Linked DNA regions of Homo sapiens: region 2 is linked to region 1. The links are chromatin contacts, found by Hi-C in ENCODE. All regions are on one chromosome and are shown on one strand. Each heading gives the region's core, a stretch centred on a gene start or an enhancer-like site at or near the end of the contact. The rest is flanking DNA. Distances are from core to core; before and after follow the strand shown.

Evidence for each region. A loop is a pair of places that touch in the nucleus more often than their neighbours do. Pooled maps may share reads with other maps.
Region 2: a loop to region 1 is called in a map of B cell, with 16 times the contacts of the local background. The contact joins the promoter of HIVEP2 here to the promoter of HECA in region 1. A Hi-C loop is called at or near these places in 1 of 168 maps with a recorded cell type or tissue (B cell), 1 of 37 single-sample maps with no recorded cell type and 8 of 50 pooled maps.

Annotation. Positions count from the first base shown.
Region 1 is chr6:139,132,952-139,137,193 of GRCh38, reverse strand. It overlaps HECA (hdc homolog, cell cycle regulator), which reads right to left and starts at 2,114. Exons shown (of 4, transcript NM_016217.3): 1 at 1,527-2,114. The coding sequence starts at 1,797. RefSeq lists enhancers at 1,043-1,162, 2,028-2,322, 3,601-3,650 and silencers at 1,273-1,542, 1,943-2,022, 2,133-2,322.
Region 2 is chr6:142,942,828-142,947,069 of GRCh38, reverse strand. HIVEP2 (HIVEP zinc finger 2) reads left to right here and starts at 1,894. Exons shown (of 10, transcript NM_006734.4): 1 at 1,894-1,971. HIVEP2-DT (HIVEP2 divergent transcript) reads right to left here and starts at 581. Exons shown (of 3, transcript XR_001744397.3): 1 at 1-581. RefSeq lists silencers at 395-614, 665-1,294, 1,525-1,754, 1,955-2,054, 2,195-2,264.

The DNA.
Region 1 (4,242 bases), core at 865-3,364:
AATACCAAAATGAAGGTTAAAGCCAGGAGAAAAACAAAAGAACATGAAGAACACAGGCTACCCAAAACTAGTATTCTGAAACATTCACAAACGGGGTAAGTTTGTTTCTGAAAATAAATAAATAAATCTTCCTATTTCAATATTGCAGAGACACAGCCAACGGGGCCTACAGTTCTAACAGGCGACATTCAGCCGCCTATGTTCAGAGCACTGTACGCTGCTTGTAAGAGCAGGTGCCCTGTTTAAAAAGTGCCTGATCTGGCTGGGCGTGGTGACTCACGCCTGTAATCTCAGCACTTTGGGAGGCCGAGACGGGCGGATCACGAGGTCAGGAGTTCGAGACCAGCCTGACCAATATGGTGAAACCCTGTCTCTACTAAAAATAACAAAAATTAGCCGGGCGTGGTGGCGGGCGCCTGTAATCCCAGCTACTCGGGAGGCTGAGGCAGGAGAATCGCTTCAGACCGGAAGACGGTGGTTGCAGTGAGCCGAGATTGCGCCACTACGCTCCAGCCTGGGCGAAATTGCAAACTCCGTCTAAAAAAAAAAAAACAAAACAAAAAAGTGCCTGATCTACATAAAGAATGGCTTCAAAAGCTGACGCTATAAATTAAAAGCCAGATATAACAATTCAAATCTCCCTTCATTAAAATACCTACGTTGTCTTCCTGGAAAAAGTGCCTGACTAGAGGAATTCAAAGAACTGTCCAAATAAGTAAGTGTTTGCCCAGCACCTTATAACGAAAACCATGGCTCTGTAATGAGAACAGAAATCCTGTCACATCTGGGCCAGTTCCTAAGTGTCCCCTCAAAAGGAACATTCAGGCACTACCTAAGATTATGAGGCTTCCTTCTGAAAATGTTAAGCACAATGACATAGAGAATGATTTTTCTTTTCTTTCTTTTCTTTTTTTTTTTTTTTTTTTAACTCCGGGCTGAGAACGGAAGTCAAGTTCAGATTCTCTTCCTTCCTCAAGCAAGCCAAAAAATTAAAGAGCAAACACAGAGGCCCTAAATGTCTCGAGGCCTCTTCACCTGTGGCGATCGACGCAGCAAGCCTGGGTGTGCTAAGAATTGAGGCTCTCTCTCCTTCATTCCGGGGGTTACGGGTGGCCTTGGAGCACCGGGAAGAATTAACCGGTGCCTAAGTTTTCAATCGGATCATTCTTCTCAACTTGGGCGGCTCTTTCCTCCCTTCCTTCCTCCCTTCGGCCCGGCACACACGGCGGGGCAGTGCCAGCGCGGGCAGCAGGCTGGGCCCGAGGGCAGCGCTGCCGCAGCCGGGAGCCCCTCAGAGTGTGGGGCGCGGGCTGCCCCCCGCGCGGACACCGGGCAGGGGCCGCAGATCTGTCCCCGCCGCCAGGCGTGGGGACCGCGAAGGGGCAGCCGCGGCGGGGCGGAGGGGCGGGGTGAGCACTTCCTGACTCTCGCATTGTCCACGCACCGCCCGCGCCACCCAGGGCCCCGCCACCGCGCCGTCCCCGTCGGGGAGGAAGTTGGCGCTCGCCCCGCCAGCCCCGTCTTACCGTTTTTGGCATCGCCCGCGGCCGCAGCCCCCGCGGCGGCCGCAGCGTTCGCGGCGCCAGTCCCCGCGCCTCCGGCGCCCGCCGCGCCTCCGGCGCCCGGCGCGCCCGCCGCCGCCGCCCCGCAACCGGCCGCCGCCGCCAGGGCCCCCCCGGCCGCCGCTCCCGCCGCGCCCGCCGCTGCCAGGGCCCCGGCTCCATTTTCCTGCTCGTCGCCGCTGCTGTTGGCGCGCTTGTTTTTGCGGCCGCCTTTGCTGTTTTTGGGGTTGGGCATCTCGCTCGCTCGCGTCCAGGTAGGTGCCCGGCGTCAGCGAAGGCGGATCCCAGAGGCACGGCCGTTCCCGGCCCTGCGTGAAGCCGGCTCCGGGAAAGAACGGAGGGCGCGAGCCGGCGGTTCCCTCGGCTCCCGTCTAGCCGCACGGCCCGTGCCGCGCCATCCTGGCCGCCGCGCCCTCTCCGGCTTCCTGGAGCCGGCACGCGGCCACCCGAGGCTCGCAGCCGCGCGGGCGCCGCGGGCCCGGGGCGCAAGCGAGACGCTCCCGAGCCGGAGGGAAAAGGCGGGTCTCCGGCTTGTTTTGATTCGGCTGCACTGACACGCTCTGGGCCCGCCCCCTCCCGTGACGACACTGGGGATTCGGCCTGGCCGCGCCCACCAGGTGACCTCACGGCTGACGGGACCGCCCGCGTGACGTCACGCCCCGCGCGGGGCCTGCCCACCTCGAGTGACGTCATCCAGGCGTCCCCACCCGGGCCTCCTGGACTCCCGGGCGTTCATGAGCTGCCCTGCTTGACTTGCTCCACCCGCCAGTGCAGTGGCATGTGGAGTTCTTCGGTGGCCTCCTGGCCTTAATGTAATTGAGGCTTAGAACAGTATGGTCTGGAAAAATAAGCTGTGACTAGAGCAAGAATGGAAAACAAAAGATTTTGGATTAATAACTCATTCAAAGGCTATGCCTTTCAGTAACAGTAATTAAAGAAACAGGGGACCGGGCGCGGTGGCTTATGCCTGTAATCCCAGCACTTTGGGAGGCCGAGGCGGGTGTATCACGAGGTCAAGAGATCGAGACCATCCTGGCCAACGTGGTGAAACCCTGTCTCTACTAAAAATACAAAAAAAAATTAGCTGGGCGTGGTGGCGTGCGCCTGTAGTCCCAGAAACTCGGGAAGCTGAGGCAGGAGAATCACTTGAACCTGGGATCCGAGATCGCGCCACTGCACTCCAGCTTGAGCAACAGAGCGAGACTCTGTCTCAAAAAAAAAAAAAAAAAAAGAAAAGAAAGAAAGAAACAGGGTAGAGTTCCCAGACAATGGGGATGAACACCAGGGTCCTGAATGGGAAGCCTTCACAGTCTGGTGGTGAAAACAATTCACTCAAACAAGACCCATCATCCAGGGATGTAACTAGATGTTGCCTGGACTCTGAAGCAGTCCCTGCTTGGGGGGAACCCATCCCTATGCATAGGGCTGAGTTGTCCTGAAAGATAGTGAAAGATAGGTAGCCAGGTTATGAGCAGTAGGAGATTAGGTGACACCAGTGAAGACAGGCAATATGAGGGCAGGGGACCCCTGGGAAGAGCTCCCCTTGATCTCTTTCTGCAATTCTATTCTACCTTTTCGGCCAACTCCTTCCCTTCCTTCAGGTCTCAGCTCAAATACATCACTTCCACAGAGACCTTCCCAGGAGAGCTGTCAGAAGTTCCACCCTGTTATTTTCCTCCTCCATCTCTAATTATGTTGGCAATGTAGGTGTTTACTTATTTCTTGTATATCTCCCTCTCACTGAAATGAAACCTCCATGGATAGATTTTATCTGCCTTGGGCACATCAGAGAACAGCTGGCATAAATTTGTTGAATGTATAAATTAGGTTCCTTCCTCACGAACTGTGGAGGAAAGACTAGTTTAGCTGACAGCTTTACAGTGTTCCCCTTTTATAGTGTAATCTTTAATTCAGCCCTTTAGTAAAAGCTCTGTCACGGTGTTGTTGTTACCATTAGAGGGTCTTGACTGCAAGTCGTCCAAGTTCTTGGCATTTTGAACAAACAATTGGACCAAACGCCCAGCAAAGCAAGGAAAGAAGAAAGCAGGGATTTATTGAGAATGAAAGTACACTCCACAGTATGGAAGCGGCCCCAGCGGTGGCTCAAGGTTCCGGATGCAGAATCTTCTGAGGTCCAAATACCCCCTGGAGGTTTCTCATGTAAATGAAGTGGTGACGCACAATTAGTCTGATTGGTTGCTTTCGTCAACCAATCAGAGGCTGAAGTGGAGTTAACAAAGGTCACACTTCTGTGCAATCACACTTTTTGCACACTTCTGTTTAAAAAGCAACCAATCAGAGGCTAAGGTGAAGTTACAAAGTTGCACTTCTATGCAAAGACTCCACCCGCAATCAGTCTCATTGGTTGCTGACAGCCAGTTTCCCATCTGCCACGCAGAAAAGGTGAGGGTTTGCAAAGGGAGCAGCTTCTGGTCCTTTTGTTACTCAGGTGTGGAAAGTTAGGGTTTTCCTTTCAATTTAGTTTAGGAAGTGGGGTGAAACGCCCTTAGGTTCCCTGCCTCCAGACTCTGTTCTCTGCCTCATTGTGAACTATACAGATAGACAGGAAAGTACAAGAAACAATACTCTCCCCCACATTCAGGTAATGGAGAGGAGATTCTGATTGCGAGCTCTGGGCAACCATAGCAGAATGCATAACAGAGCCTGGAACGGCAAGAAG
Region 2 (4,242 bases), core at 645-3,144, 3.8 Mb before region 1:
AGGGCGGGCCGCGGTCCCCGAACTGGGGGTGCCGGGGGCACCCTGGTGAGTGACCTCAGGGAAGGTAATCCGGGCGTTTCGAGCACGTGAATAGTTCGCGCGCCCGCAGGGGCACGGAAAGTGCTAGTAAAACCCTACAAAGCTCCAGAAACCCAGCCGGGAGCCACAGTCTGATTTTGCTTTTCTTGACCGATAACATAATTGTGAGTAGAGGCAGGGGGCGAGGAGAGGCCAGGGATCCGGAGTACTGGTTCCAAATCTAAGGGCACTACTAATTATACAATTCCGTTCGTCAGGAAGGCAGACAACGATTCTCTGGGAAATGGGGAAGGGGTGGGGACGGAGGACGTTTCCACATCCTTAAAGGAAATTCTCAGGCTCCTAGAGATGCCCAAGTTTTTTTGCATGACAAGTAGAGACCAGCTCTCCGGGGAGTTCCCCGCTCCGACCGAGCGAGTGCGCGGCCGCGATCTCCCCGCCCGCAGCGGCAGCCGTGGGGCCCGGCCCTGCCCTCCCGACCGCCTCCCTCCCCCGTCGCCCCGCGCGCCGCACATCCCTCTCTCGCTCACTGGCTCCAGACTGGTTTTTCTGGTTCAGCCTCCCTCCCTGGGACGCGCTGGGGGATCCGATGACGTCGTTGGCTGAGTCTCTCCCTCTTCCTCCCTCCCTCCCTCCGCCTCTCCCCCCGTCCGCCCTCGCCGCGCACTCCTCCTAGTAACTTCTGTTCGGGGAGGCGCTGCCAGGAATAACCCGGTGCGTCCACAGCCCGGGAGGGGAGGCGGCCGCTGCGGCTCCCGCACGCAGACAGCTGCGGCCCGGGCCTCGCGGCTCCCGCCTGAGCCCGGCGGCCCCTGCCCCGGGCCCATCTCCGTACAGTGTCAGAAAAATAAATAAAGGCAAGAGGAGCCTGGGCTGGCGGTCGGGATCTTTTCCCTCCCTCCGCGCCCGCCCTCCCTCTGTCCTTAAGGAAATGCTACCAGACACCCCCCACCAGACACGCTCAGCCTTGGCGAGGAGCGGCCGCCGCGGCAGCGAGAACAAGGGCACCAGGGGGGTTTCCTCCCCCTCCTCCTCTCCCTCCTCCTCCCCGTCCTCCTTCTCCTCCTCCTCAGCGGTGACTTTCCAGGTGAGCGGCCGCCGCGGCTGCGAGGATCCCCCTCGCCCGCTGGGGCTCGGGCCGCCGCGTCGCGCCCTCCTCCCGCCCCTGTCACCCGGCGGCGGCCGGGAGCTGACAGCCGCCCGAGGGGCTCGCGGCCCGGAGGCGGGCGGCCGGCGGGAGGCGGGCTGGAGGTGAGGGGGTGGAGAGGAGGAGAGCGGGGCGCCGCCGAGCGCCGTCGTTCCCCGCAGGAGGGTCTCCGCACAAACATCTTCGGTGACTGTGGCACAAGTCTTTGCCAAGTTGTGTCTTGGACCTTGACGCTCCACGGAGCCCAGAGCAACTTGGAGGGTCTCCCGGCTCGTTCACAGCGTTCCTCCACGTCTCGCGTCTGGGGTGCTGGGTGCAGCCTCGGGGTGCGCGGAGGGCGGACCGGCCACCGCGAGAGCGGAGCGGCGGGAATCTAGGTCCCTCCTCGGCTCGGTAAGTGGCCTGGACGCTGGGTTTTTCCTGCCTCCTTCGGCGCTGGGAGCTTGTTTCACTTTATATTGGAATCGCCGCCGCCGAACTCCGTCCCCCGCTCCCCGGCGTGTGCCCCCAGCCCCTTCCCGGTGGCCCGAGGGTGAGGGTCGGAGGGGGCGGGGATGGGGGAGACCGCGGGAGGGGTGTCGGGCGCGTGGGGAAATGCGGGGAATACCCTGGCCGCGGATCTATGCAGATGAGGGGAGGCTGCTTTGCGTAATGTCCTGGGGGGAGGGGGCCGCGCGGGAGCGCTGGAGGCAGGAATGTGCCTGCTTACTAATGAGCGACGTGCACCGGCGCGCACGGCCCGGCCACCGCTGCGGCTGCGGCGGCCGGCGGCGGCCCGTTGTCAGGTAGCGGGGGAGGGGGCCGCGGCGCGCGGCGCAGGCGGCCGGGCGGGCTGGCGGCGCGAGGCCCGGGCCGCCGGCCTGCGGCCGAGCGAGCGCAGCGAAGGCGCTGGCTCTGGGCATTTCAGTGACTCCCTTTACCTCCCGGGCAAGGAAGGAAGGAAGGAAGGAGCGAAGGAAGGAAGCGAGGAAGGAGGGGACTGTCTCGATGGAAGGTTCAGGCGGAGGCGCCCTCGCCTTGCGGGTGCACCGGCTGCAGAGCGGCTCTGGCCGCTGCCGGCTGGACCCGGGCGCGTGGAGACGGGTGGGGGCGGTTTGCATGCGTGTTTGTCTGTCCGTCTGGCGGGGGATCGGGAAGGGACATGTGTGTTTGGGCTGTGCACTGTGGGGAACTGGGTCTGCGCCTTTATGTCTGTTCCCTGAAGTGGGTGGAACGTTGGCCCGTTCCGGGAATGTTCCATGACGTGGTGCAGCCACAGGAAGGGGGTTAACGAGGGGCTCTCTGCCGCGGCGGCACTGCCGGCTGCTATCAAAGCAGATGTGCTGCTGCTGCTCCTCCTCCTCTTTCACCTCCTTTCACCCCCACCCCCCGCCTTTCCATTCTGTGCCTCTGGTACTGGTAGGGGTGAGACAGGAAAACATTGCTCTGGGTGTGTGCGTGTGTGTGTGTGTGTGTGGGTGTGTGGGGGAGGGGGTGCTGATGTGCATGTGTGGGGTCTGTCGTATTTGGTGGGGGGGGGGGGTGGACTCCAGATCCGCTCTGCTACCCCAGCTGTTATCACAGATCGGTGCGCTTTATACGCATGTGCCTCCCGCGTTCTGTCCCTCTTACATAACACATCCAGTGCAGCAGAGGACATGAGAAAATGCGACCCCAACCCTCCAAGCCCAAATTGGGTGAGGGGATAGAAGGTCAGGAAGCGTCCCTGGGTGTTGTCCTTCAGGGACTTGGTTCCCAGTGGGGGAAAGGAAGAAGGGAAGGAGGGTTTCTTCAAGTGGCTCCTCTCATCTCTGACTTAAAAGCATCTAACTAAAAAGGACTGCAGGCACTAGTCTTCCCTAACGGGAAAGCTTGTAACTAGCTACACCAAGGGAACGGGGGCACTTTAACCTCGGGAGTGCGGAGAAGAGAGAGGGTCCTTAATCAAGACACTTGGAGGAGAGAAGCAATAATGTGTGGGCGGCGGATGGGGGGCGCTGGGGATGACTTCGAGGAGACCAGAGGAATCTCTTGATAATAGGTTTCACTGGAGGCCTTAGGACACCTGTAATGGCTTAGCATTCACACAGGAAGTTGTGTGTGCAACTGACATTGCAAAACCCTTATTCTCTGCAGAGTTATTTAGGCCTAAAATGAATATAGAAAGGCTTGTTTCCTGTACTTTCATTATAATGGAAAATTTGAGCTGATTTTTCTCCTTCCTTTTCTGCCATTTTAAAAATAACTCAATTTACCTCCAAATGAATATTGGTACTCGCCCCCAACCCTAAAGCTGGACCTCAATAATTCACAAGAGATCTGTGTTTTTCTAGCATACCCAGAGCCCTAGTCAAGGGCTATTGATTTTTCTCCTCAATACAGTTGTTTCTTTTGTAGTGCATAATCAAGCCCAGACATTACTTGAAATATTAATAAGATCCATTTTAATTAAATTTGCAATGATCTGTCCTCCTAGAAAAAGGCCATTTAACTTTATTAGAAACGTTTCCTCCAGTGATATAGTAATATTTGGTGATATTTGCCCTTGAGCAAACCAAGTTATTTTAAATATTTGCACATATAGATCCCATATGTTTGCTACATATGTAGCAAATGTCTCATTGCTTTTTCACCTTATAAGAGTGCCAGAAGCAGAATTTTAACGAAGTAGACTGTGGAATGAGTAGATTGGGTTTGATTTTTAGGATATAGGCCAAATGGTTTATCAGAACAGAAATGTCCTTTCTGTGACTAAAGTGGGTATCATTTTCATTATTAAGAGAAAATTCCCTGTGGAACCCTAAGGAGTCATAGTACCAAATGACAACTGTACATTTGCATTGTGAGCTGAAAGGGATTTACCAGTATTTACTTAATGATAGTGTGTTTGTTTCAAGTGTCATAATCCCTTTGACCACTAGGTTTGAAATATGCAGTATATTTCTTATATACAGAAATGTATTACAATGATGAATCTTTTGAACATTGAGACAATTTCTTGCGTCGAGCATAGGTCGGGTATAAAACAAAATTTGCTTATTTGCATCTGTATTTTTGTTACAGTGACTGTATTTTAT